2 separate regions of the Homo sapiens genome follow, and region 1 is linked to region 2. A link is a loop called in an ENCODE intact Hi-C map of the cell type or tissue named here. Cell type or tissue: PC-9. All regions are shown on one strand. Each heading gives the region's core, and the rest is flanking DNA. Links, peaks and the distances in the headings are about the cores only. Region 1 holds the start of LOC107984328 (a long non-coding RNA gene). Region 2 overlaps HSD17B12 (hydroxysteroid 17-beta dehydrogenase 12).

What was found. A loop is a pair of places that touch in the nucleus more often than their neighbours do. Peaks named below come from ENCODE experiments on the same cell type or tissue, not always from the same donor. Only the 100,000 strongest peaks of a DNase experiment are listed, where the experiment ranks them.
Region 1: a loop joins it to region 2, with 2.7 times the contacts of the local background. A loop is called at or near these places in 1 of 110 quality-filtered maps.

Annotation. Positions count from the first base shown.
Region 1 is chr11:43,824,847-43,839,927 of GRCh38, forward strand. HSD17B12 (hydroxysteroid 17-beta dehydrogenase 12) reads left to right here. Exons shown (of 11, transcript NM_016142.3): 7 at 6,130-6,164; 8 at 13,471-13,552. It overlaps LOC107984328 (a long non-coding RNA gene), which reads right to left and starts at 9,102. Exons shown (of 2, transcript XR_001748197.3): 1 at 8,764-9,102; 2 at 4,087-6,744. RefSeq lists an enhancer at 5,615-6,814. In PC-9, for the core only: no CTCF peak of the experiment used is centred there; a DNase peak (open chromatin) is centred at 6,235; H3K4me3 peaks cover 476 bases; H3K27ac peaks cover 1,610 bases.
Region 2 is chr11:43,736,781-43,751,861 of GRCh38, forward strand. HSD17B12 (hydroxysteroid 17-beta dehydrogenase 12) reads left to right here. Exons shown (of 11, transcript NM_016142.3): 2 at 14,131-14,177. Among named protein-coding and RNA genes, the nearest start is that of HSD17B12, 64 kb to the left of the region's middle. In PC-9, for the core only: no CTCF peak of the experiment used is centred there; a DNase peak (open chromatin) is centred at 2,311; H3K4me3 peaks cover 960 bases; H3K27ac peaks cover 2,500 bases.

The DNA.
Region 1 (15,081 bases), core at 5,209-7,708, 92 kb after region 2:
TTAGCTGGGCATGGTGGCACGTGCCTGTAATCCCAGCTACTCAGGAGGCTGAGGCAGGAGGATCACTTGAACCCAGGAGTTTGAGACCAGCCTGGCCAACATGGCGAGACCCCATCTCTATCAAAAATAAAAAAATTAGCCAGGCATGGTGGCTCACACCTGTGGTCCCAGCTGCTCAGGAGGCTGAGGCAGGAGGATTGCTTGAACCCAGGAGGCAGAGGTTGCAGTGGGCCAAGATCGTGCCACTGGACTCCAGCCTGGCTGGCAGAGTGAGACCCTGTCTCAAAAAAAAAAAAAATTTGGAGTGGAGGGACACAAACATTTAGACTATGGCATCTTCCACCCCATGATTCTCTGAAATCAGAGTATGAGACCCTTTGCATGCTTTTTGAAAATCTATTTTTTCCTTTTTATACCACAGTGTATTCATTGTATGTCACTTAGCCAGAAGTGTCTTATGCGATGCCCTGCCCATGGAGTAGATGATAAAAGTTTAGATGAATGGACAGATGGGTGAAAAGCACGGAAACATTTGTTTTTCTCACCTGGATTTGCCTCTGGCATGTGACACAATGCCAGTAGGGGGAGCCCTCTATTAATTTGAAAATCCATGAGAACAGTCTCCGTTCAGCAGTCTAATTGTATTTAATTTAGGAATTATGTTAAGAATGCATCCGGGCACCCTGCTTCAAGAATTTAACAACATTAGGAATATGATAAATTATGGGAAGGAGAGTAAAACCCTCACCACTAATCCCCATCCATGGCTTTTCTAGATGAAGGCATTCCAAGTTAATAGCTAGTCTTTTAATTCATTTTGAAATTAGTTATCATTATGCTCCTAAAAAATTCCAAATTATTGGATACATTTAGTCCTTAGAGTGTCATAGTAATGGCCTGCTTCAGGCATAACTACAAAATGATGGTTTTGCCAAACGGCATGATAACCACTCTGCATTGTTTTCTTCTTCCAAAAATGAGAGAGTAGTTATAGATTGGTACTGATGTTGCTTTTCACCTCCAAATGAAGCTAGGTTATAGGATAAATGCCTTATATACGAGTGAAAATGAAAAATCTCTGACAACTTTAGAAATTATTTTCTCCTCCCCAAACCTGTCACTTTTGAGAAGTTAGCTTATTTTGGAAAAATTTAGGTATTGGAAACTCTTAGCATACTATAGTATGTGAAACTTATAAAAACTGTGTATGATTGTATATGCAGTCTTTTTTTTTCTTTTTTTTTTTTTTTTTTTGAGACGGAGTCTCACTCTGTCGCCAAGGCTGGAGTGCAGTGGCGTGATCTCCGCTCACTGCAAGCTCCGCCTCCCGGGTTCACGCCATTCTCCTGCCTCAGCCTCCCGAGTAGCTGGAACTACAGGCGCCCACCACCACGCCCGGCTAATTTTTTTGTATTTTTAGTAGAGACGGAGTTTCACCGTGTTAGCCAGGATGGTCTCGATCTCCTGACCTCGTGATCTGCCCGCCTCGACCTCCCAAAGAGCTGGGATTACAGGCATGAGCCACTGTGCCCGGCTGGTATATGCATTCTTTTTTAAAATTTTGTTTAGAGTTTATGAATTATGGCTTTGGAATCATTATTAATTGGCATGGAGCTCTTTGTTCTGAAAAGTTCTTTTTCTTTTGATAAATTAATGTAGATCAAACCAAATTTATTACAAAAGGAAAAATTTTATTTTGAATGATATAGGATTGAATTTAAGGTTAAGTAATATGGAGCTGGGAAAATGGCAAGGCAGGGCTCTTAACTTTCACAAAAACTTAACATTAATAAAAAGGGAAATCAAATAATACTTGGAGATCTCAAAGCACTCTTAGAAACTTTGTCTAATTAAGCTTTCCACCCACTGTGCAATAAATATTCTATTAGCTATACAGGTGAGATTCTAAGAATTTCTAATTAAGTTGTGTTCTTTTTTACCGCGGTGCTCAAATTACACAGTTTGCCAAAGGAAATGTGTGCTGTGTCATTGTAGCATGATTTTCAATGGAGTTACCATCTAATTTCTCCAAACCAGGCATTGTGTAACACTGTTGTCACTTTCTGTAATTATTTTCACTGTTACACTGTGATTTTGAAAAATTATTGTTAATGATTACAGTTGAAAACTTGTTTAAGGTATTTGCATCTAAGAAATTGTTTACTTCCAAATTGTGTGGGTACGTTTTTAGTTACTTGGATTCAGATCCTATTTATGGTAAGCAGGTTTCTTTGGGGTAGAGGGAGGGCAGATGTGGACAAAGTGGCTATTTGTGGTATCCTAATTCTGGGTATGAATATCCTGGATTCCAGGGGCTTTGCCTGGATTCTAGGGTGAGTTGTTATACTTTATTCTCTCCATGTGTATTATGATAATACAGGTGATTAAAGCATCTTGAATTTTAATGTAATCTTTTAATTTGAGCTTTTGATTGTCTTTTTGAACATTATGCAATCATGTTTTCTTTGTACTGTTCTCTCTAAAAAATGACCAAATGCCAAAGATTACATGATATGAGAATAATTTGCTTATATTGTATCATTTTTCATACTAAATTAATGAGTGGGAAAATCTACATTGGCTCCTGGGTATAAAATAAAGTTCCTTCTACAAACTGTTGATTACTGACGCTACAGGAGTAAAACAGAAAAAGTTTTATTCATATTAGGTTTCTTTTAGAAATAAGATTGTGGAGGCTTTTCTAATTGTAAAAACAATGCAAGATTGTTGCCAAAAGTATGAGAAATATATACAAACACTAAGAAGAAATTAAGTCACTTTTAGTCGTAACTGCAGATGGTTACATTTTAATATAACATTTTCAAGGATTTTCTAGGCCAGCCAATGCATTTTTGCTGAATAATCTAATCATCTAAATAATCTTAATCTAATAGTACTGATTTTGATTTTGTATAAGCGAAATAAGCCTCTTATTTATTTCCCAGCCAGAATATACATTGCTATACCAGTAAATACTAGTAAATATTTTACTCTTGACATTGAATCAAATTCTAAATTTAGCTGTCATCAAGACATTCATTTTTCCTCATATATTTGTATACTTTTTGGCTAGCTTGCATATAAAGTGATAACAATACCTTAAGTGTGATATAACATATATATTAAACTATCCCCTTTAGATTCTAGGCATCTAGGATTTTCTTGTGGTGAGGATTAATGATACTGTCACTGAAAATATATATGTATATAAAGAGGAAACACTTTCCCTGCAAGGACAAGGATTTCACACTCTCACTGTTGTAGAAGCACAATTGTAGAAACTTTTGTCTACTTCTTTTTTTTTTTTTTTTTTTGAGACGGAGTCTCGCTCTGTCGCCCAGGCTGGAGTGCAGTGGCGGGATCTCGGCTCACTGCAAGCTCTGCCTCCCGGGTTCACGCCATTCTCCTGCCTCAGCCTCCCAAGTAGCTGGGACTACAGGCGCCCGCCACTACGCCCGGCTAATTTTTTGTATTTTTAGTAGAGACGAGGTTTCACCGTTTTAGCCGGGATGGTCTCGATCTCCTGACCTCGTGATCCGCCGCCTCGGCCTCCCAAAGTGCTGGGATTACAGGCGTGAGCCACCGCGCCCGGCCACTTTTGTCTACTTCTTAGGAAAGAATTAAAATTGTTCGCTATACACTTTTGGAAACAGTCCCAATGGGGAAGAAAATGGGTCTGGAAATCATGTTTACTACTACTTGTCTAATATTCTTAACCACTGAACTTGCAAGTTATGGTAACCTTTTTTTAGAAGTGTGTTAAGAGGAACAAAAATTTTTCTGGTGCAGCAATTATCACCTGCAGATGGCCTAATATTAGCATTGAGTTAACTCCAGAAACAGCCTGTGAGCTGTGAAATGGAGTTCAGATAGATAGTGACAATTCACAGAAATGCCTGGTATATTCATATAAATAACCAAATATCAAGATACCAGCTGATGCTTACAGATAACTCTACTAATAACTTAGCTAAAAATCCTATAAAAATTTGGTGTTAAAGAAAATTTAATTTGATCTGAATATAACGAAGCCTCTTAACTAATGCGTAGAATATTAACGATTTGTATATACATACTCATATAAAGAAGGCTTGAAATTCAATTTATTGTGACTTATAATCTGATTAGAAGGAAAGATAATTTCATTATAGATGAAGGCATTAATCAATTTGATAAAAGCATGCAGATTTCAGGTTAAGTTTTCTCAGGCTTTTCATTGTTATTATTTGACAGATTAAAAAAAGATGTTACATTTTATGACAAGGACAGAGAATTTAGAGTCAGAATGTAAAAGGAGGAGCTCATGAGCTATGAGAAAGAAATTAACTTTTGCAGGGGAGAACTTGTGTCTTTGCTGATGAATCCTCTAGTCGTTGAGCATTCAGCAAATATTTCTGGCCTTTAATAGCCAGGCATTGAAATCAGTGTTTATGTCAAGTTATTAAAACTTCTTGAGTTTTAATTCATATATATAAAGAATATATTTTGAACATGTCCCTACATAAAAGGCCTCTTGATGAAGGAAACATTTAATGTTTAGCATGCCATGATATAATTTTGTAAGTATGGTTTTATGTTATGGGGTTTTGTTTTGTCTCATGATTTTCTAGATAATTTTTGCCATTCAGAAAGCAGACATTTAATATATACATGACATGCATATGGTATAAGGGAAAAAATAGCTCCTGATATTCCCCCATCTCCCTGCCCCCAATATTCCAACTGGAAATAGAAGAGGGACTGTTTAAGAGAGCCAAACAGGCAGTGGCTACCCCTTCTGGACTCCACTTAGCTGCTTTATAGTTAACAGATCTCATTTCCTTAATACAAATGCGCACGCACACACACAGACACACATACACCTGGGTAAAGACATTTTTATTACCAGTCTCCTTCCTTATTCTGTTTCTGGTGATCTCAGAACTTTGGAGAACTGAATTATAGCTTCCCTTCACAAAATGCTGGGGGAACTCTTTATAATACTTTAGCTAAGCATTATGGTCCCTGATGAAATGTGCTAAATAAAAAAAAAAAAGTTTTCAAATACTGTTAGGGTTTTGTATAATCTATCCTTTACAATAAAATACCCACCACTGTTAATATGCCTGATGTACATCTGTACTACCATACAAAGCTGTTCATAATACATCTGGATTGGATGTTCACATAGCAGAATTTACCTTGTTAAATCTGGCTGGCATTTTATTTCTTCAGAATATTTCTAGGAAAACAAAATTCCCTTCTCATCAGAATGCTGTCTACTTTAATTAATATGAAGTATTATTCAAGATAGAAACAACAAAATTTCTATGCTTAGCATGCATTGAAACCTTATTATTACAAAACAGCATCTGTTTCTTAGAGAATTGATGATATCCAGGAGTCAGAAATTCACGTTACAGCCTCGGTATTTAACTGTGAGGTGATTTTGACTAAACCATTGGACTTCTGAACTTTTCTTGGTTAATAATATATCAAAACAGAGTTTAAAAATAGCCCCTCTCATTATATGTATTTAGTCAACAATTATGGAGTCCTTAAAAAATGCAGATGTCACCTTTTCATGTTGGTTACTAGAGATCACATCTTAACTCTCTTTAAGGATGAGTTTTACTTACAGCTAACTAGACCAACAAGAGAAATGAATGTGAAGTTACACTTACTCTTTGCCAACCTACCACTTTATCGTATTCTTTTAAAGACTTTTTTTGGCTGGAAAAGTTTATGTGAGCTCTTGAGGTTAGAAAGCTTAAGTCATCTTGGTAGGCAGGATATTTCTTCTGATAACATATATTCTTTTCTGAGAATGCATTTTGGGAAATGTAGATTTTCACTGTAAATCCTTCATTGTTTGAAGAACTCTGTGCCAGTATTACATTTCAGGCAAGACTAATTTTAGCCAGGTTCATTAAAGTATTCCCTGTGTTCTCTCCAGTAATTTCAGCTGGTTCCTTTTTATGCCCTCTTGACACAGTCACATTCTACAGTGTACAGAAAATAACCTGCTGTCTGTAGAAGTGGTGAATGGTTTCATGATTCCCTTCTTTTTAGTGTGGGTGAGTTTTCTTCACTCTTTTTCTGTTGCCTGCATCCTTGGCCATCATGAATGTTTTGCTTTCTCTCTTGCAGATGACACAATTGGTACTGCCTGGCATGGTGGAAAGGTGAGTCACAAGCTCACATACAAACACTGTGGAAGCAGAGCTCATGATTATTTAGAGGGAGAATCCTTGCTTTGAAAAAATCACTGAAGTGACTAATGAACCAAGCCTCCATGTCTTAGCCACAGAGTGATGTACCAGGCGAGTCACAGTAGAGCATGAGTCATCGGTGGTGGAGGCCTTTTCCACTCGATTCCCTTTTTATTTCTCTCTCTAGGGTTGTAGTGGTTCCTTTAGATCAGGATGAAAAAGCCTGCCTGAGTCACCATCACTAACTCAATTGCCTACTATTCTGAGGGGGCGGATAGAGTTCCTGGGATATTCCCGGGAATACCTTCTTAAAGCTGTATTCTCTCAAAGCCAAAATCAGTGGAGTTGGATGAAGCAAGACCTCTTCCTCTGGTTTTTCACTTTTTACTGGGAGAATGGCTGTTATATAAAGTGATTATAAGATGTCAAACCAACCCTTGGAGGAAAAGGCAATGTCCACTCGCCCCATCTTTGTTCCAGTTTGAATTGGTTCTGCTAGTACATGCCGAATGTCTTCATTTTGATTGAGAAATATGTTGTAGATTTCTGTTATCTGAAATAGCATGAAGTGTAGAATTGTAATTAAGCTGTTTCTTCCTTGGAAAAATCTGAATGATGTCTAGGCCTTCAAAGAAAAGCTGCTAAAAAGATTTGGGCTTGCATCCTGAGCTAGCTCGATCATTTGCTGAATTTAGGGCATCGTAGTCATCTTTTTTTCTGCAAAATAACTATGAGTTTGGAAGAGACCCAGAGGAATCACAGCTTTGAAAAGGGAAGACCCAAGGACCCTACTTCTGTTAGGAAACCTCTATGACCTACTCCAGGCAGGGATTACAGCTTATGTTTATTGAGTATATAGTAAGTGCCAGGAACTTAGTAAGTGTTAACTCATTTAACTTTGATAGCCTCCCACCATTGTACAGATGAGGAAACTGAGGTTAGGAATCCATTTGTTGAGCATCTACAGGGACTAGTTAAGAAACAGTTTCTCAGCAAAGCTCCTTGTAATCCCATTTTATATACACTATTTTGTGTATTTTAATTGTTTTATTTTAGTAACACTTCCCTTTAAAATCTTCAAACTGCCTATTGTTAGGTGCCAGTGGGAGTGGACCCCTGATGGTCAGATATATAAATGGCAGTGGTTAGACCAGACCAGAACCCTAGAAGATGGTAGAGTTGGGGCAAAGTAGAACCCAGGAGGGATTAAATTTGGGCCATCACCTTAATCCTAGTTTTGACATCTGCAGGTAACATGGTATTGGTTCAGAATAGTAAATCTATCCATTAAAAAAGAAACACTTATAAACCACAGAGGTATTGTAAAAGGAATTTTTAATTATGTTGATGAAAACCATATCAAAAGAGATAATGGTTGCAAAATCATTTTACAGCATAAAGTCTTAGAGTCAAAGAGTCACAGAAATCCAGTGCATTAAATTAATTGACAGTAACTTCCCTCCTTTGACAGATGAAAAAATAGAGGCCCAAAGAGATGGAGTGCTATGAAGCTATACAGTTAGTAAATAATACAAAACCAAGAAGCTGGGAACTTCACTGCTATCTCTGTAGACCTGACAGCCATGATCACAGCTGGAGCATTACATAAAGGCAATGCAAAAAAGGAGAGTCCATCCATTCAATAGGCATTCATTTAGTCAAGCGTCTCAAGGATGAGTTGGATCCTTGCCTTTTAAGAAATCAAGTTGAAGCTGGGCGCAGTGGTTCACGCCTATAATCCCAGCACTTTGGGAGGCTGAGGTGGGTGAATCACTTGAGGCCAGGAATTCAAGACCAGCCTGGTCAACATGGCAAGACCTCATCTCTACTAAAAGTACAAAAACATTAGCTGGGCGTGGTGGCACACAGCTATAATCCCAGCTACTCAGGTGGCTTAGGCACAAGAATCACTTGAACCCTGGGAGGCATTGGTCGCAGTGAGCCAAGATAGTGCCACTGCACTCCAGCCTGGGCAACAGAGCGAGACCCTGTCTCAAAAAAAAAAAAAAAAAAAAAAGGAAAGATCAAGTTGATTTTAAACTGAGGTTGAGAAATGGTGGGAAGTTTTCAGAAGCTATGACTGAACCTGACACCACATTACCATTTTGATACGTCTTAAGAGCTAGTGAGAAATATATGTGGATGTTATGAATCAATACTTTTGGTTAGGAAAAGGAACGTCTATGTCTACTTGAATTAAAGAACTTAGTTACTAGATGTGTCAGTCAAGGTAAGCTACCTGCTGAAACATGCCACTCCCAAATCTCAGTGGCTTAACACATAAAGGTTTACTTTTCCCTCCCCTCTCTACCCGTCATTCAGGATCTGAGGCTCCTTCCATCTAGGGGCGTCATCATTTTCTAGGGTCTTGGAGTTCTCTGCATCCAGCTGACAGATGAAAGACAAGAGAGTAAAGATGGTTTTAAGGGAAGTTTCACTTCTGCCCACATTTCATTGTGCAGAACTCAGTCACAGGCTACAACTACTGCACAGAAGGCCAGAAATATTAGCTGTATGCCCAAAGAGGAGAGAAAAATTCCAAGTTAGCAGATCATATTGAAAGCATTCTTACCTTACATATTATAAGTGGTTTCATTATAGCCTGCTCTTTACACCATCCCCAAATGGCTTATTTCCTATGGCTGGTTTCCATAGCATTAGTATCTCCATTGAGTAACAGCAGAGTCCTTTATCATGATCCTTTGTTGTTGTTTTCCTTCCACTGCTTCCACCTCTGATGTGGGAGATTTTCCAAACCCTCTAGAACTATAGCCTAGGGCCAACTGACTATCGCTAAACAAATACCTATAATCAAACTAAGGTATTGTTACCATAGATGTAGAAAGTACATAATTACATTATAGAGGAAAGTTGCTCTTTTCACTTCCCTGGAATTATAAACATTGTGTACAGCTGGAGCCAGGAGGTGGTTGCCATAACAACCATGGGAAAGCTAAAAATAGCCCCTTTCATAACTGTATTGCTTAAGGTGGAATTATGACATGTTATGGTGTTTTAGGGCAAGTAATTCTCTTTCATGTGCTGAATGTTTGCAAACTTTCTTCCACAAAGCAATATTTGTACAATGTAAGTATTTGGATTGCTGGTTCTAATTATACACCTGACCCCTATGTTCTAAGATTCTTTTTGACATAGATCTCTATTTTTATAGGTTTCTCAGTCTTCGTGAGCATCTGTTACAGAACTGTCTGTGCCAATTTCAGTATTATATTTAAGCTTTAATATATATATATAATGACAACCCTCCCCCTCAAGAGCCTGCTTTTGTACTCCTTGATATGAAGTGGAAATGTGAAGAATTGGGATGGAATTTTTTTTTTTTTGTACATTCTTCCTTGGCTACAATCAAATTCTGTATGCAGTTAGCAGTCCCCACTAGGATTAACCCTGCAGTTCCGGTTCCTCATAGCAGCAGGTCTCTCTTCCCACCTGCACTGTGGGACAGTGATGAGGTTTCTAAGGAAGGTAGAAAACAGTGACTTACTTCAAAGGAGACCTATTACGTCCTCTATGACAGTAGAATTTTTATAGAGGTGTGGACAAGGATACCACAACAGTCTGATAGAATATTAAAGCACTTATAAAATAAAGGCTTGGCAATTTTTTTTTAATCCAGGTGACAATTAAGGGAGTCTTATTGGGAATTTCACAGGTCTGAGGGAATTCCATGAGAGAGCATATCTATAGGAAGCTGTAAGTGTGAGGGACTGAGTTTTATAGAGTTGGGCGAATTTAATGTCTGGCTTGTGGGAGGACTAGTAATTAAAGAGAATATGTTTATATGAAAAGGTACTTTCCTGTCAGCAATTGGTGTTTTCTGCTTTGGGTTTTTTCGCAACATTTTAGTTCTAGTAGATCCTCAGTAATTTGTACCACTGAGACAGCATTGTGTGGCTGTTAGCAAGTAAGCAGTATAATGAATTAAGAATGTTGCATTACAGAAAACATTGCTTGACTTGTTTATTTGGATATTTGTCATAACAAACTAGAAAATGCGCTGAAGTATGAGCAACATGAGTCTTCATTATAGAACTTCAGCAAAAATTCTTAATGTACCTTCCAATCTTAGAATTGTTCCCGAGTCCCCAGAAAATGAGAGATTAACCAGGGTTTAGTTTCATGTTTGTTTCTGTGTGCAATTAAGCGCAGCCCATTTTGTCCTTCTGCTTGATATAACAGAGTTGTCATGAGTCTGGCTGTGCCATGGAAACTGGTTTGACGTCACTAATTCTGCTTAGATGGAGGATTAGAGCTAGACAACACGGTTGATTTAAAGGGCGAGTCTTTTGTGCCTTGCAGTCCCAAATGCTCAGCCCCGTTTCTACATAGAGAACAGATACTGTATACAGTACAAAGATTGAGGCAGGCTACACCAGTATATTAGCTGTGATTCAGACAGAACTAAGTTGAATATTATTGCCTTTGGAAAGAAAGAGCGAGAGAGTTTTACACTGTTGTGTGTGTGGGTGTGGGAGGAAGGTTTTTGTTAGACAAATATGTGAGCTTAATGGTAGGACAGAGATTTGTAGAAGGGCTATTTTCTCTACTGTCACTTTGGTACAATTTTAAATGCTACTCTTTTATTTACTTAGGTCGAGTGCATTCTTGCTTTATCATTTATTAGTCTTAGATTTGTTTTCATGTGTTTTAGCATGCAAATACTGTATTTTGTATGAAGTACCCTCAAACTCTGACTTTTCACTAATTCAAAGCAACTCCACCTCCTAGAAGTTTTCAATAGGATTAGAATACTTGAGAAACAAAATCTTAGTTGCCTTAAGGAGCAAACAAGTAAGGGAGGATGACTGCATGAATGTGACATTGGATAATTGATCTGTATTGTATTTTAATATGGGAAAGGAACTTTTATTATCTTTAAATGACTTTTCCTGTACTTAGATCATTGCTTTGGTGAGTGAAGTTTTAAGGGTCTGTTTTGATCAGGTCAAGATTTAATTTTTAAAGTGCACTTGATAATGTTAAATTTTACCTTTTACAGATTTTTAAATTGCATTTTGTTAGCGAGAAATGAAATTTAAAATGTAAGGTTTCTGTTCAAGGGCACATATAACAACCCCAGCTAACTTGAGTATAATGGAGCATTTAATCCAGCTGTTAGGCCAAGCAGTGATAGGCTGCAGCTTCAGTGGAAAGCCTCATTTTTCTGCATCTACTTCAAACTAGTTGTGTCTTCACTTGCTGTGAATGAGTTTGGACATAGCTGTTCCCAGTTATGTGAGAAAAGGTTAAAATAAAACACTACCCATACCTACAAGGATGCTTAGGATGCAGGAGAAGGGTTGACTTGTCAAGATTGAGGGTTACTTCTTAGAAAGCATATTGTGTTGCATACGATACAATAGCTCTCTTAGTTTTCACTTGATTGGGATCTGCTCCCAGTTTAAAGGTGATACATTCCAATATGTCATAAATATTTTTCTCTCTCTTTTCATAGATTTGTTGAGATAAATTTCACATACTGAACAATCTACCCATTAAAGTATACACTTTAATGGTTTTTAGGGTATTCACAGAGCTGTGCAACTATCACCACAGTCTAATTTTTGAACATTATCAATACCCCAAAAAAGATAAAGATATTTTAAATATTACAAATTAATACTAAATTAAAAATCTCCTGTAACAAAAGTGGTTTTTCTATTTTCATCAAAGGAATTTCTCAGAAATATAGATAAAATGAAAGGACTAGATATTCATTGCTAATTTACCAGTTTTTATGTTCGAATTGTTGGGTTCTAACTCCTGATACAAATTCTTACCTTAAAATTTAAAAAGAAAAGACTTTTCTGCTTCTGAGGAAGACACAGACAAAAAATACCAGAATGATATAATTAACCCATTGACTACTTATTTCCAACTTTATTCAAAACCCTCCTAATATTTTTAAATTTGAAATGTAATTTTTATCATCAAAATCTTAATGGGTTTCACAGTTTAGGAAGGCACATAATACTAATAAGGACTTCTGTTAAACAACAACAACAACTTCTTTCCAGTGACACAGACTAAGCTGAGGACTCCCACTTCCCTTTGATGGTTGAAGTGGCATCTCACCTAGAGGCTGGCAGATGGAGCGGGTGACTTTTGGGGATTATTTCATTTCAGATTTATGCCTAAAATAACTTAAATGCCATTTAATCATGTATCCTTTATTATTTTGCATAAAGGGGGTCTTTATAGTCCCTTTTTTAAGCTAAAAAAATAGGTGTTGGGAAGTAAATTCAGACAAAGAACAATGAGAAAGTGGGTTAAGGAAAGGAACCTAGTATGGGAGATAGGAGGTGGGTGGGATCAGGTTGCAGTGGCTGAAAAAGGGGAATCCTCTGAGAAGAATGGATTTGAGGGGAAGATATGGTAGCTGTGACACTCCTAAACCATAATTCTACACTTTACCTAACCTATACATACTTTTTAACAACTGGTATCTTTATAGCATTGCTTTTCTCAAGCTAATTTTCACTTTTTTGTAGAATTAGAAATTCCTGGTAACTTTGATTTTAAACTTTCAGTAGTCTCTAAAAGTTACAGTAACAGTTGAGCTTTGCCTTTTGGCAAAAGACACAGTTTGATGAACTAGAGTCACATAATTTTAGAGTCAACTCTTTGTTGGTGCCCAAGTATCTACAACCCAGGGAAAGTAGAAGTAGACAGTAGAAGTAGAATCTACAACCCAAGGAAAGGACATAGCCATTCACTCATTGCCAGAAAGTTTTATTAAGTACCTGTTGGTTATGTGCTCAGTACCGTGTGGAATATTTTGAGGGAAAGTGGGCTATTATATCCAGAAGCTTATGGTTTTGTTGGGGGGAGGAGAGAATGTTTATATACATAGAATGATTAAATCCTACAGTAAAGTAGTATGTGACGATATGTTAAAATAAAGGTGTATGCAGGGAATATAAAAGATCTGTAAGTAAAAATTCTCAGCACTGTGGCTAGAGAAGACCTCAGAGGGTAGAGATCAACTCGAGGAGACTGGAGATCTGATCTGGTTATGCCCTGGGTTACTAAGACTGGGAAATGAGCTAATCGTGAAGAAGAGCTATTTTTAGTTGATTGAATTATGTCTCATTTACTGACCAAGCATAGCACATACTGATGAAAGGCAGGGAGAGATATGTGGTAGAAAAACAGCTACATTATTCTGTTTCGAATAATTATATATCTCAATCTGTAATTCACAAACAACTGCATACTGTGGCTTCACTCCTTTTACACGGTACATTTTCCTTTTTAGATCCAAAGGGGCTATTCTGAACATTTCATCTGGCAGTGGCATGCTCCCTGTCCCACTCTTGACCATCTATTCTGCAACCAAGGTAAAAAATATTTTCTTAAATCATGTCAATATAGTAATAAGGGGTAATTTTTAGTCTGAGAAATTAACGTAGATTTAACTTTCCTGAAGTTCTGTTCTTGGCAGTTTTCCAGTAGACTGAGAAGAAAAGGAAAATACCCTACTTGAGTTTCAAAAGAACCAGAGTTGGAGACATACTATATACTTACAATAAACTTAATGTAAACTTACAAATGGGACACCAGGATATCAGATTCACAGATGCTGTTTTTCTCCCCCCAGCACTCTACTGATTTTGAAAGTGATACTTGTGCCTTCCATAGACAGGTGACCTAGGCAGATAGCTTAGTTAATTAGAACATGATGTTAATGAGTCTAAGATTGGAGATTTGATACATGAATGAGTCCACTTCACACAGCATAGAAGAAATGCATCTAGTCAATGTGTAAATGTACATAGCAGGCACAAGATAGACTGGGCGAGAGTGTATTTTGCCATGTTGTCCAGGATTCATAGATATTCTTTGTCACTTTTGGGGTGAGACAAGAATTTTCCAGAACTCTCTGGACAATGTCATAATTTCATACAATATCACCATTAACCTCTTCACATTACTGATAGGAAAGTAATTTAGAATGAGTCTCCTACTGCCTGCAGGTCAATGGCGTCATCTTCAGATACATTGTTGAGGCATTGAATACATCTCTGAAGGGAAAATGATCACTTAGATGTTGAAATTAAGCAGGCTTTTAGGGAAAAATAAACAAAAATATGTACAGTAAGAACTTGAAACATTTCAGGGAAGGAAAAGAGCAAAACTCCGACTTCTTTTTCATGTGAAAAAACAGTCACCACTGTCTTTTGAAAAGCTTGGTACCACCTCCCAGCCCCTACAATCTACTTTCTGTATCTGGGAACATACTGTAGGCAAATTTAAAATGAATGCCATGTTTCTTGAAGGGATTCGTGAACTTCAACTTATCTGTTCTACTCCATGGCTACAAAACTATGACTAATTAGGACCCTTGAAAAGTCACTTGATTCTTTGCATTTCTAGTCTGAGGTTGCGTCCACATTTGAAAAATGGCACATTGTATTTTACAAATAGATTTAAGGTTGTATTATCAGAAGAAGATGGGCTGTCACATTCACCTCTATACTTCTTGGATCTTGTCATCCCAAAGCACCAAGAGGATGCTTGTTCTGTTCTTTTTAGCAACAACAAAATCCCCATAGAACAGAGTTGAATGGACTTCATCTTGTGTTTCTATTTGAGTGGCAAGTGGAGAGATGAAATGAGTCTTTTGTTATATAAGAGAAAAATATTTTTTCTTGGAAAGTAATTTTCTGAGGGGAGAAAAAGATAAGAAAAGCCTTTTCCAGTTAAATCAAAATTTGATCTGGATATTATATTTGGTAATATAATACTTCATTTAGTGGCAGATAAAAACAGCTTGAGGTTTTCAGGTGTTTTTCTAAGTTCTCTTCTGCGTTTGAAATGAAAAAAATGATGAGAAATTATAGCATTAAATGATTAGTTTATTATTTTG
Region 2 (15,081 bases), core at 782-3,281:
TTGTTAAATATGAGCTGGCGTGTGTTAAGACTACGTTAGCATTTGCTCTCAGGGACTTCTGTGGTTTCTAAATTCAGCACTGCTAAGCCCCTACACTGTTTGCCTGAATCAGTTGAGACTGCTATTTTTAGCAACAAAAGGGAATTGAAATAGCAATTTTCTTTCCATGTAATAGATTCCCAAGAGGAATACTGATGCAAGCTCTCTATCATTTTCTATTCCTACCACCCTCCTCCCAAAGCCCTCAGAGGAAAGGCAGCTGTCATGGTTTGCGGCAGTATTAATCTTTAATCAATCGAGTGTTTTCTGCATTCAGGTGTTCGGGGGGAAAAAAGAGTCACAAGAAGGAACCTGTTTGGAATAACTAAGCTCTTAGGCATGGACTTTACAGTCAGAATTTTGTGGGTAGTGGCAGGGAATAGACAGAAGAGCTAAAAATAGTGAGTTTGCTTCCAGTGTTGCTCTAGTCTATTTTTGATGTTTGATTTTGATAAGGTTGATTGGGTTCTTACTAAAAATATCTGTTCCTAGCAAGTTGAGGACAAAAAGAGTAGAATATTTTTAACCTACACAAACTAAAGTATTTTTGTTGACTGTATAAAATCTGGAAGTGGAGCCCTGGTCAGTTGCCAGTATTTTATATAATCTGTAGCAAGCTAGACACTTCTGGATGCCAAGTTGGGCTATTCTTTATAGTTGTCAGTTTCCATCTTCTCAAAGGCTTGTAAATTTGGGTTCTAGTGTTATATTTGTGTATGAAGACATAAGCCTTTTTAAAAAATCTTCCTTTTTCCACTTTCCTTCTTTTCTTCCTCTACCTTATAGTGCCACCCATGACCATCATCTGTACTGTCCCAACCCACAGGGTTCTGGGTGATACCATATAGCTTTTTTCTGTGTATTGTTAAAAGCTACCCTAACTTATCCACGTATTTCATAGCAAAGTGGAATCTGAGGACACCAGTGTTAAATGAAGAAGCAAATCTTAGAGACAAGAATAGTGAACTGTCCGGCCAGGCGCAGTGGCTCACGCCTGTAATCCCAGCACTTTGGGAGGCCGAGGCAGGTGGATCACGAGGTCAGGAGATCGAGACCATCCTGGCTAACACGGTGAAACCTCATCTCTACTAAAAATACAAAAAATTAGCCAGGCATGGTGGCGGGCGCCTGTAGTCCCAGCTACTCGGGAGGCTGAGGCAGGAGAATGATGTGAACCCGGCAGGCGGAGCTTGCAGTGAGCGGAGATTGCCTGGGCGACAGAGCCAGACTCTGTCCCAAAAAAAAAAAAAAAAAAAATAGTGAACTCTCACTACTTTGGTAATTTAGCATGTTTGGTAAAGCATGTTTTGGTAAAACATGTTTTAGCATGTTTCACTGGCACATTATGAGTGAAGTAGTTCTCTCTAGCACTGAAAATCATCACTTGTCTCTTTTTTTTCTTTGACTTTTAAGTTCAGGGGTCCATGTGCAGGATGTGCAGGTTTGTTACAGAGGTAAACATGTGCTATGGTGGTTTGCTGCACAGGTCATCTCATCACCTAGGTATTAAGCCCAGAGTCCATTAGCTATTCTTCCTGATACTTTCCCTCCCCCAACCCCCACCCCCTCCAACAGGTCCCAGTGTGTGTTGTTCCCCGGAAATCATCACCTTTCAAGGACAGCCTCAGAATTCTTTGAAAGTGCAAATCTACAGGTTTATCATAAAGTTAAACTTCTCTCTGTTAAAGTTCTTGAAAATCTCACTTTTAGATGATTCTTGACGTTGAGAGGAGGCTGAAGAGTGTAGGGGTTGTGTAATTATTTCTAAATAAGGTGTGGAAAAAGCAGTGGGTAGGGTCATAAAAGGTTAGTTTTCCTTTTATAATCTCCATTCATTCACTCATCCATTCATACAGTAAAACCTCATTAATCACCTGCTTTTTGCCAGGTTCTGTGCTAGCAGTTAGACTGTGATGATCCAGACAGACCCTGCTCTTACAGAATCCTGTGTGATGAATGTCATGATGATATTGTCCAAAGGACGACCAGCATGGCTAGATAGTAGGAAAGAGAGTTTTATTGGCAATATCAGTTTGCAAAACAGAGAGTCTCCAGCATGAACCGAAAGCACTCTCCAAAACAAAAAGAAAAAAACTAGAGGTTTTATAAAAAGAAGAAATGTTACCTATTGCTCTTTGAGAAAGTTCACTGGCTTTGGGTAAGGGTTTGGGGAACTGGCAAGTCCTGATTGGTGAGCAACTGCTGTGGACAAAATTAGTTCCAGAGTTGCAGCAAACATAGATAAAACTGGTGTCAGGTTACAACGAGCAGTTTCAGCAGTCAAGCTTGCAGAGAATTACATTCTTGGAGCAATGTTTTGTACCCTAAGGGCTTTTCCCCCTGGCTTCTTGTCTCTGTTTCAGTCGGGTGTGACAAGAGTGACCCAACTGGCATGATCAGCTTTCACAAAGGGGGAGTTCGGAGTACTATGGGGCAGAGAATTCTGTATGAGGTTCTAAGTTAGTCTACAGGTCAAGGAAGGCTTAATGGGAGATGAGACGGTTTAACTGAAAAACCTCAAGGATGGGAGGGAAACACAGCTAGAAGTGTGTCTTAGTTCATTTGTGCTGCTATAATAAAATACATAAAGAACAGAAATGTATTTTCTCACAGTTTTGCATGCCAGGAAGTCCAAGATCAAGGTGCTGGTAAGTTCAGTTGTCTGGAAAGGGATACTGTGTGTTTCCAGGATGGCACCCTGTTGCTGCATCCTTCGAATGCTGTGTCCTCACAGAGCAGAAGGCAGAAAGTTGGCTGAAGGAACACTTCATGAAGATTCTTTTATAAGGGCCTTAATTCCACTCATGAGGGAGGAGACTTCATGGCCTAATCACCTCTTAATGTCTCCACTTCTTACTACTGTCACATTGGCCATTAAGTTTAACACCTGACTCTTGGAAGGGACACATTAAAACCATAGCAGAGTGTACGTTGGAGGTGTAGAGAACATTTTCGAAGAGAAAGCATGTTACCTTGGAGGAACTGTAAAAATTTCAGCACAACTGGGGCATGCTTGAGTGGAAGGAGGAAAGTGGTAGGAGTAAGGTCAGCTCATGGAAGACCTTGTAAAGAATGAGGGGAGTGAGAAGCCAGTGACAGGTTTTAGGCAGGGAAGTGAAGTTCAGATTTGCACTTTGGAGTGATTGTTTTGGCTACAATGTAGAGATTGAATTGGAGAGGAGTAAGAACGGGACCAGGCGAATGCGTTAGAAGGCTGTTAACAGTAGTTCTTGTGGGAGATGAATGATGGTAGCTCTAGGTGGTAGCAATGGGAAGAAGTGAATGAATTTGTGTTTCAGTTTTTATATAGTTGGCAAAAGGGAAATGTAACTTCTTGGCAGAGAAAAAATGGTGTTTGAGAAAGATAATTTTTAACTGTGTATAGCATGAATTGAGTGAGGAGGGATGAAAGATTCCTCGTACAAGTCCTTGTGTTTGGGATGATAGCGTAGATTGGGGTAGTAGTTGTGAGAATTACCTGGATGATATCAGTGACATACCTTGAGCAAATATTCTTATAATGATGTGAATATTATTTTGTTTTCATAATTTATTTTATTGACCGTTTACGCTTACTTTTCCGGGCCTATCATAGTTGCTTTAATAAGACAAGTTTATTTTTCACCCACTTTAAAGACTAGAACTTTTGTATATGTTTGATTCCTTATGATAAACAGTAAAAGAAGAAATGATTGGGATTTTAAAATGGCGTGGTAATTCAGTGGTGTTATCAGGGACCTTGATTCCTATGATACTGTTCCATTATCTTAGCCCATGGCTTCAACCCTAAGATTACTTCATGGTTCAAGAGACTACTGCAGCTACAGCCATCACTTTAGAATTGACTAGATGAAGGGCAAAAGGGGCCTGTCTCTGCCAAGTCAGCTTCCATTAAGCAGCCTTTTTCAAAGTCCTTCACAACCTTGCTTCATGTTGTTCCCTGAAATTAATCATATGGCCACTGCTAGCTGGTAGGGAGGTTGGAATATAAGTCCTTATTCCAGGCCACAATATGCTGGGTTAAAAATCAGTATTCTCCTGCAAAGGAAGAAGGGAAGAATGGGTATTAAGGAAGGCAACCAGCAGGCTCTGGCCCAGATGTGCATTTAACACATGAAGGATGGCCTCCCCAGGGTAGTTTTTGCACATTGTATCTTATCATTTCAGTGTTGCTGTGAATGCTTCGTTTTTTTCATTTTAAGAAACCACAAAAAACAAGCAGTACTTCTGATTTGGATGACTTGGAAGCTGGTCTTTGTTTTATTTGGTTTTCATTGAAAATTGGTATTATAAGGGTGGGAGTGTTTAGATCAGTGTTTTCCAAAGATCAACCAAGAGATTATCTTAGGTACCACATTGATTAATATTTTTAAATTTTGACATTCATATGTTTTTTACACTAATAGTCTATGTTAATTGAAACTGATGGTCCTTTATAAGAAGCAATTAAACAGTAATCAAGTAATCAAGTTTTCTATTAAATTTTAGTTAAGAAAAAATTTCAGTTTTAAGAAAACTTAAGTGACCTTGAGAAACACTGATTTAAACAAGACTACCCTGATTTTGGAAAATTGGAGTAGATGAGTTTGCTGGCTCAGTTTACACCATTTTTCTATTCATAGTAGCAAAGGACTTTAAAAAAAAATGCAGTACATGCACATGGTTAAAAAATGCAAAGAGTTAAAATAATGATAAAAAGTAATCTCTTTCCCATCTTTCCCTAATCCCCCAGAAGCAACTATCAATAGACTTTTGATTTGAGATGTTATACTTTGGTTTACCTTTCTAAAATTTATGATGAAGAATTGACTCCCCAGACAATATAGTTTAATTTTAAAATAGTGAAAATCACACTATTATTTTATAAAAATAAAAAATTATTGAACTTAACTGAGGGATTTTCTTTTTCTTTTTCTTTTTTTTTTTTTTTTTGAGACGGGGTCTCGCTTTGTCGCCCAGGCTGGAATGCAGTGGCGCGACCTCGGCTCACTGCAACCTCCCCCTCTTGGGTTCACTCCATCCTCCTGCCTCAGCCTCCCAAGCAGCTGGGACTACAGGCGCCTGCCACCACGCCTGGCTAATTTTTTTGTGTTTTTAGTAGAGACAGGGTTTCACCACGTTAGCCAGGATGGTCTTGATCTCCTGACCTCATGATCTGCCTGCCTCGGCCTCCCAAAGTGCTGGGATTACAGGCGTGAGCCACCGCGCCCGGCAACTGAGGGATTTTCTATCCAACTACAGCTGCTATCTCTGCTACTACTGTTGGAAGACATATAGCTTTAAGGCAAAGGAAATATATATATATATATATATATATATATTTTTTTTTTTAAATTGAGACAGGATCTCACTCTGTCACCCAGGTTGGAGTACAGTGCCGCAATCATAACTCACTTCATCCTCAACTTCCTGAGCTCAGAGGATCCTCCTGCCTCAGCTTCCCGAGTAGGTGGGACTATAGGTGTGTGCTACCACATTGGCTAATTTTCTTGAGTTTTTTTTTGTAGGATTGGGGTCTCGCTATGTTGCCCAGGCTGGTCTTGAACTCCTGAGCTCAAGCATTCTTCCCACCTCAGCCTCCCAAAGTATTGGGATGAGCCACTGTGCCCCATGAAAATACCTTTAAAACCAAAAGCAGGACAACCCTTATTCCCACTGTCTTAAATAAACAAATTTGAATTTTTTCCATGTTTGTTGAGTAGGACTTTTTCTTTCATAATTGACTTAAACTTGGGTATGTTTGTATGTTATTGCAAATATAATACATTACCCATCATGTAACTTGTAGATCTAAAGGCTTTGTCATTTCCTTTGCTGGGGAAATGATACTTGGTCTCCCATTGCCTGACCACTGTGTATAACACTAATTATTGTAGAACTACAGTGGTGCTATAGAGATGGCTAAGAGAGGCCCAGGATTTCCAGTTTTTTTGTGTGTGTGTTTTTTTTTTGTGCCCATAAATAATTTTTACACTTCTCTGTTTTCTCAGAAAAAATATTTACTTGTGAGGTAATATTTGACTTACATGTAACTGGGCAGTGTTGGATTTGGTTTTGAGAAGTATGAGAAAATGGAAAAATGATATTTTTACCTGAAATATCAGAGGTTAAATTTTTAATATTTGTACAATGTAAAGTCATATTGTTTCTGCTTATATTTAAAGTCCTAACCATGAAATGGGTAATTTATAGAATATCTAATATCGAATGTGGACCATTGTATTCTCGATAGTCATACACATAATAGTTTCTGAAGACTGTTAGTTTCACTTAAATTTGATAGTTGCTAGCAGGAGATAGGAAAAAATGTTCTTGCTGGGCATAAATCTTTCTAAGTATGTTTAGTATCATTCTCAACTAAAGTTAGTGTACTTTGGTATAATATGCTTAAGAGGAACCTTGGGTGCTTCTAGTTTTAAAATGATGAAGTAGCAATACTTTTGACCTTTCATCTCTTGGAAATGTTCTCTAAAGGCTGGAAGAATAAGAAATGGAAAGCTCCATTTTGATGCAACTAGGGAACTTCTGTCATCCCTCATCCCCAGTCACAGCTATTGAAGGTGGTGGAGTGGTAACTGACTTCCAGAGCAGACACCTGAGTCCTCATAGTGGGGCCACCATTGGGAAACAAGCAAGTTTTGTCCCTTGGATCCCAGAACAGCACAGGAATTGGAAGTATCAGGTATCTCAAAAGACAGGGGTGGGGCAGATGTGCTTGAGACTCAGGGAAATTAAGCAGCAGAAGCCCTAAGATGAGACACCTGACTGAGAACAGAGGATGAGTAAAACACCTGCAAACTAATAACTGCCCAGCAGCCAGAAGACTGGAAATTAGGGAATGCTTTTTAAGAGACACTGAAGGGCCCCACAGAAGAGACAGATACTGACTTTTGTGGATTCCCCAATGACAAAGCTGATTGGCCCGTTGATTGCATTGTATTGAGGGTCACAGTGTAATCACCTCACCTATGAACTCTAATCGATATTTTAATGCAGCCAAGATGAGAGTGACCAAAACAATCAAGAAGGAACTTAGAGGAACAAAATATAAAGAGTAGAAGAAAATGTAAATGTGTAAACAAACTATAATTAATATCCTCAGAGATTAGATAATGGATCTATAATAAGAACAAGATGCTGTTAAAAGCGAGAAGGAGAGTGAGAGTGTGCAAAAGGGCAGTCGGAATATGGAAGATTCTTCAAAGTAGCAAAATTGACAACCTACATTTAAAAAGTACATAGATGGTTTGGAAGATAAAGTTGAAGAAATTTATAGGAAAGTAGAGCAAAAAGAAAAGTAAGATTAATAGAGAAACTGTTAAGTCCAAATTCCAATTTATAGGGATTCTAGGAAGAGAAAAATGTGAGGCAGATATTATTAAACAATTAACATAAGAAACTTTTCAGAACTGAAGATCATGAATTTTAAGACCCACCAATGCCTAGCACCAGTGAGTGGAAAAACACCCACTCATTTGGGTGCATTTTCATGATGGAGTTCTACAGACTAAGTGATAATTGTAAAAGCCCCAATGATAAAAAAAAAAGCAGGTTACATAGAAATGGTGGGAAGTAAGAATGGTGAAACATTTTAAAATGATACTTGCGTTAGAAGACAACGGAGAGTTGTCTAAAATTTTTTTGTTAAAAATGATTTCCTACTTAGAATTCTATACCCAGTTAAGCTATTATATGTGTGGTTAGAAAATAGACTTTTTACAAAAAGATATACACAATTTAAAAAATGTTGTCTTTTAAACTGTCATATAAGGAGACATGATGACTAAATGTGGTATATCCTGGATATCCTGGATGGGATCCTAGATCAGAAAAAGGACATTCAGTAACAAGTAAGGAAATCTGAATAAGATATGGACTTTCATTAATTGTATCAATATTGGTTCATGTGTATGTGAGGTGTATTCAGGAATGTTCTCAGGAATAACACCTGTGAGGAAGCAAAAGAAGCAGAATTGAGCAGAGGGAGAAATTGAACTATGATGCAGGTATAGCAAAGGTTGTAGCTGATACCATTGGCCCTGAACATAGGATGGCTCTAGAGAGATGCCTAAATGAGGTAAGGGAGCCCAACCTTTGTCCCTGAGTGTGGCCTCGCCATTAGACATGTACTGCCCAGGGGAGCAAGGCAGCCCGCCTTTGGCTGAGAGCAGTTACTGGGAGAGACTCAGTCCTGAGCTGGCAGCAGGTAACACTCCTGGCAAGAAAGGATTGATTGAGTACCTCTTTGCCGGAAGGGAGGATCTGGCTGGTGCACTAACAGTATCCATTACAAACTCCAACAACTGGAGAATCAGGAAAAGGAAGACAATATACATGAGGCAGATTTCAGAATCTCTAGACCTGGCATATTCTGGCCTTTCTAAGACTGTTTTTAGTTTTATGGTATGCTGGTTTTTAGATCAGCCCAAAGTTGGCAATTTTAAACATGGATACGCACATGCAACAGTTATCTGTATTCTTTTGAAAGAGATTCCAGTCAAATGTTTAGATGCACAGTACTGAGTGACTTTATGTAGTTTCATTCTTCAGCATATTTTCATTAAGAGATTTCTGAGCCCTTAATCTGAGAAATCTAGTGATACTGCCATCAATTCATTGCTGTAATCATATATATAGTCATATGTCATTTAATGGTGGGGATACATTCTGAGAAATGTGTTGCTAGACAACACATTTGTTGTTGTACAAACATCAACAGCCTGTACTTCTACAAATCTAGATGGTTTAACCTACTGTTCATACCTAGGTTATATGGTATGGCCTAAAGCTCCTAGGCTACAAACCTGTATATAATAGCATGTTACTATACTGAATACTATAGGCAGTTGTAACACAGTGGTATTTGTGTATCTAAATATATCCAAACATAGAAAAAGTACAGTAAAAATATGGTACAAAAGATTAAAAAGGGCCAAGGATGGTGTCTTATGCCTGTAATCCCAGCTTTTGGAAGGCCGAGGTGGGAGCATTGCTTGAGGTTATGAGTTCAACATAGCAAGACCTGGTCTCTACAGGAAAAAAAAAGGTTGGTCAGGTATGGTAGCATGTGCCTGTAGCTACACGGGGGGCTAAGACAAGAGGATCACTTGAGCCCAAGAGTGAGAGGCTGTAGTGAGCTATGATCACACCATTGCACTCTAGCCTGGGTGACAGAGCAAGACCCTGACTCTTAAAAATAAACAAACAAAAGATTAAAAATGGCACATCTGTCTAGGACGCTTACTGTGAATGGAACCTGCAGGACTGGAGTTTTTCTGGGTAAGTGAGTGAGTGAGTGGTGAGTGAATGTGAAGGCCTAGGATATTACTGTAGACTTTATAAACGTTTAATACTTGGGCTATACTGAATTTATTTAAAAATTTTTTCTTTAATAACTAGCTTACTGTAACCCTTTTACTTTATAAATTTATCTTGCTTATCTTTTGGACTTCTGTAATAACACTTAGCTTAAAAAAGAAACACATTGTATACTGTACAAAAATATCTTCTTTATATCCTTATTCCATTTTTAATTTTTGAAATTTTATTTTTTACTTTTTAAGCTTTTTTTTGTTAAAAACAGAGATATAAAACATACACACTGGCCTGGGCCTACACCAGGTCAGGATCCTCAATATCAGTGTCTTTTACCTCCACATTTTGTCCCATTGGAAGGTCTTCAGACTCAATCACACACATAGAGCTGCCATCTCCTATGATAACAGTGCTTTCTTCTGGAGTATCTCCTGAAGGACCTGCCTGAGGCTGTTTTACAGCTAACTTTTTTCCTGTAAAGCAGAAGGAGTATACTCTAATGTGAAAAAGTATAGTATTATAGTAAATACATAACTCAGTAGCATAGTTGTTTATTATCATTATCGAGCACTATATGTTATATATAATTGTATGTGTTCTACTTTTCTATTACTGGCATAGTTGTAGGTTTGTTACACCAGCATGACCACAAACACGTGATTAATGCATTACGTTATGACATTATGACAGCTACAGTGTCACTAGATGATAGGAATTTTCCAGCTCCATTGTAATCTTAGGGGACCAGAGCTGTATATGTGGTCCTTTGTTGACCAAAACATTGTTATGCAGCTGCTGACTGTATGTGGTTTGCTTGCTCCACAGTTGTAGGCTTAATGCAGAATAATCTAGTTACCAACAGGATTTGTAAATAGGTCAGTGGCTAATAGGTGTTAGTGTAGGAAAGTGTAAGATACTGTACTTGTAAATAAAGACTTTTGAGAAACCAGGTTGTCAGGAAAACTGTCCAAGTCTTGCGTGTTTTGCAACTTTTTAGACCAACTAAATGCCGATCATCATTTAAACACTTACCAAATGTCTACTGAACACCTACCTTGTGCATGTTGCCTAGCAAGGAGACTAGAATCTTACAGAAGAATTAAGACATGTAGATGTAAGGAAATACAATTCAAAATAGAGTGGTAAAGTGCCATAGACTTAAAGATGTGCCAAGTGTTGTGGGAGTTTAGAAAGAGGAAGTTTTCTTTCACGTAAAGTGATCTAGAACAGTGAAGTTGGTGGATCTTCAATAAGGCTTTGATGGAAGAGGGTAGGAGGTGAGGTTCTGTGTTGGAAACAGGGCTTGTGGGGTGCCTGCATAAACTGCCCATAAAAATAGGGGACAATAAGTTCTGGAAAGCCACAAGAGGCCTCTGAGGAGGAAAGCCTCCTAATTGCCATCATGTTCCCATGCTCAGAGTGAGAGCTGCTCTCTTATCTGTAAACACTGTGTTCAAGGAGAAAGACACTCCTTTGAAGCGTTGGAATGTGGACAGATATGCAGGCTCCTAGTTAAGCCTACTCCCACCAGCTACTCTTCGATAAGTTAAAGATATGCTGTTTGAACACAAAGGAGATTCACTTAAACCGCCACTGCTATAGATTATGTGCATGACGGACTGCCTTCCATTCACCATTTTGCCCTGAACGTCTGCTTCTTAGATCTAAGTGACTGTACTCAATAAAAAGTGTGGAGACCAGAGCTCTGAGCCTTTTGCAGCCTCCATTTTGCAATTGGCTCTCTGGCCCCCACTCTTTATGCATTCTTAACCTGTCTCATTCCTTCATTGCCACTGGATTTTGAGTACCCTGCGGGTGGTGTTGAGGCTGGTCCCCAACAGTTCTGGGGTCTTGGAGAGGGGAGAAAAGTTTATCACAGAGAAAAGGAAGAGGAGAAAAGTGGAAACAATTAGAATATGTGTATCCATCACTTATGAAATGTTAGTGAATCAATAACAAGAATACAGTATAAAATTTGGATTCCTGTGCCTCTAAAAACAGTCGGGAGATGAAAAGTTACAGAAAATTATGTTCATTGCTACTCTAGTCACAATACCAAAGACATGGAATTAGTCCAGGTGCCCATCAATGGTAGATTGGGTAAAGAAAATGTGGTGCATATACACCATGGAATACTACACAGCCATGAAAAAGAATAAAATCATGTCCTTTGCAGCAACATAGATGAAATTAGAGGCCATAATCTTAAGCAAATTAACACAGGAACAGAAGACCAAATACTGCATGTTCTTACTTATAAGTGGGAGCTAAACACTGAGCACACGTGGAAATAAATATGCAAACAGTAGACACTGTGGTCTACTAGAGGGTGGAGGGAAAGGGGGTGAGTTGAAAAACTACCTATCAGGTACTATCCTCACTACCTGTGTGGTGGGATATATACCCACAACCTCAGCATCAAGCAATATTCCCATGTAACAAACCTCCACATGTACCCTCTATATCTAAAATAAAAGTTGAAATTAAAAAAACAAAAACAAAAGTTATGAATTGATCATGAGGTTGGAGGAGATTTTATAAGATGCTCAGTTTTCTGTAATTAGGTTCTCCCACAAACATTTAAATCTGTTAGTTACTAATGTTTCCTATAAACAGGACAATAGTGACAAAAACACATGGGTTACCTTTGGAAGATGCCAGAGTACCAGTTTATTTTGAAAACTGATAAATAAAGGCAAAAAAAAATTCAAACATTTATCTTGTGTTCTTATGCAATCTATATATCATGGTAACTAACTAATGAGGAATAATTTGTCTCTGGAAATATTCCAGCTAATAGATGAAGATGAATGATTGAACTCTAATATGACCATTTTGCAACCCCTAATGAAATAATGGATCTCAGTGGTGACCAGCAGTGGCTGCTAATATAACAAAACAAAAGATAACCAGACATATGCTTCCTGATGTAAAAATGCATTATCCCTTATGAAGTACTCCTACCAAAAAAATCAAACCTGAATTTGATCAATATCTATATCCAACCACCATGGGACAGAGGAACATGTTAAATGGTATCAAGGACAGGCTGAGAAAGCACAAACCTATGACCTAATATCTTAAACCAATAAATTGAGAGGGTGAAGGGAAGAAAGGGGAGAGGGGTTATAGACATGGTTAATTGACATATTAACAAATTTTATTATGGAACATTTTGAATCCTGATTGGAACAATTGTTAAAAGTCTTTTGAAACATTTGGCAGAATTTATAGTGATTACATATTGGATGTCAAGGAATTGTTATTTATAATTTTAGGAATGAGATAATGGTATTGTGGCTATTTTTCATAGCAGAAACATACTGTAATAGTTATGAATGAAGTGAAATAATGTTTTTACTTCAAAATAATCCAGTGTGAGAGGAAGCAGGAGGGAATATTAGATGAAGCAAGGTTAACCTCAAGTTGTTGATTGGTGAAGCTGAGCTATGGGTACCTAGGGGTTTGTTATACTGTTCTCTGGATATTTCAACTTTTTTTTTCTTTTTTTTTTTTAATTCTGGAAAGATATCAGCTAAGCAAGAACATGATGAAAGTCTACAAGATTATGAGAGATATGGCTAGGGAGACTATGAATGTGTTTACCATATTTCTGAATAGTAAAATTAGGGACCATCTTGTATAATTGGAAAGAAGTGAATACAAGAAAATCCTACTTTACACCATAACTTGTTTTTCAAAGTCTGTAAATGTTTTGGAAAAACTCGTATTTAGAGAATTTGGGGAGGCATCCCTTTTTGAAGCAGACATCTGTGCTTTGAACTTGTAACATGATTCTAGTATTCCAGAGATAAGATATCATGGTATAGCCTGCCCTATATAAATTTCAATGTTTCTGCTACATAAAGTTTTTGAGGTTGTAAGGCAAATATGGTTTCTCATAGAATAATTAAGACCATTTTCTATTTACTTTTACTACCCTTTGTTTTAAAAAGTAGCTTATGAAGATATATACAGTAAGTATGTACTTAAGTGTACAGCTCAGTGAATCTACACACACACAGTAGTAACTGCCACCCTGAAAAGATACAGAATATTTCCTGTATCCTGGAAGATTCCCGTATTGCCCTTCCCTGTTATCTACTCCACTATCCAGAGATAACCAGTATTCTGACTTCTGTCACCATAGATTAGTTTTACCTTTTCTTAAACTTACATTTTTATGTCAGACTTTTTGTAATGTCTTAGAGATTCATTCATGTTTTGCATATATCAGTAGTTCTTTTTTTATTTTCTTTTTTATTGCTGTTTAGTTTTGCTTCTTTTGTTTTCTCTTTTATTGCTGTTTAGTATTCCATTGTTTGTCTATATCTCAATTTACTTATTCTTCTGTCGATTAATATTTAGTTGTATTTACCTACTATGCATCAACTAAGCTACTGTGAACATTCTTTGGGGTAGACATTAATGCATTTCTGTCTCTTGAGAATTGGTGGGTTAAGGTAGGCATATTTTTAGTTCTGAACATATTGGCAAATAGTATTTTCCAAAATAATTGTACCAATTTACAGTGCCACCAGCAATGTGTGAGAGTCTAGTTGCTCCACATTCTTTTTAACACTTGGTTTTGAAGTCTTTTTAAAATTTTAGCTATTGCGGTGTGTATTCAACCTTAGATTTGAACCGCTGGTATTGTTCTGTCTTTTACATCAAAGTGTCACACTGGTCCTTTTGTATGTAATTGGTGGGTCCTAACTATGACCAATTCCTCAATGTAATTCTTAGACTAAACTATTGCTTTTTTCCCTTTCCCAGTTGTCACAGGTAGTACTGATGGAATTGGAAAATCATATGCAGAAGAGGTAGGTGATTTTCAAGATCTTTCCTTTTAATATAAAAAATAAGAATAAATATGGGATGATTTCTTATAGTAGTTTTGATTTTTGAAGTAAAAAACACAAATATAATGTTGCATGGTACAATAGATGCTTTTTGTTTCTACCTTGTTGGAAATACCATATTTGCCTAAACAGACACAATTTTTTGAAACAAATTTCATGTAAAATAAGTATAAAACTTTCTGGTTGTACTGGGTAGTTGGAACTGGGAACAATTTAGTGTAATTTTATTTTATGTCATGTAAGTGTGTACAGTCTTCAGATTTGAAAGTCAATTATTTTGAACTATTTTCCAAAAAATGAAAATATTATAGGTGGTTACATTTCTAGGCTAGTCCATGACATCATTTTCACAAGAAGGACTGTGATTAACAGAAAGGTATTGATAGACACAGGCAAAGGGTTCAGATTCTCTGCAATGAAATTAAAGAACAGGAGAGCATCATAGTTTGAAGACCACTGGACAAAGCAGGAGCCGGGGCAGTATTCTTTAGGCAAGTTTCCCTGCCTTCTGGTCCCTGTGAAGGCACCTACAGCCTATGATGAAGTGATCTGGAACAGTGGGGTGATTCTAATAAAGATCCCAGCAGATTCACTGGATCTTCTATTTATCATTCTCAAAAGGTCTTTTTGTTAATTTTAATTTTTCCAGCTTTTTATTTGGAAGAATATCAAAACTACAGAAAAGTTGCAAGAATATAACAAACACCTGTATACTCTTCACCTGGATTCACTAATTGTTAATATTTGGCACATTTAATTTACTTTACTATTATTATTAATTATTTCGCTGGACCATTTGTAAGTTAGTTATAGACATAACAGTTCACCCCTAAATATTTCAGGATGAATCTTCTAAGAGCTAAAA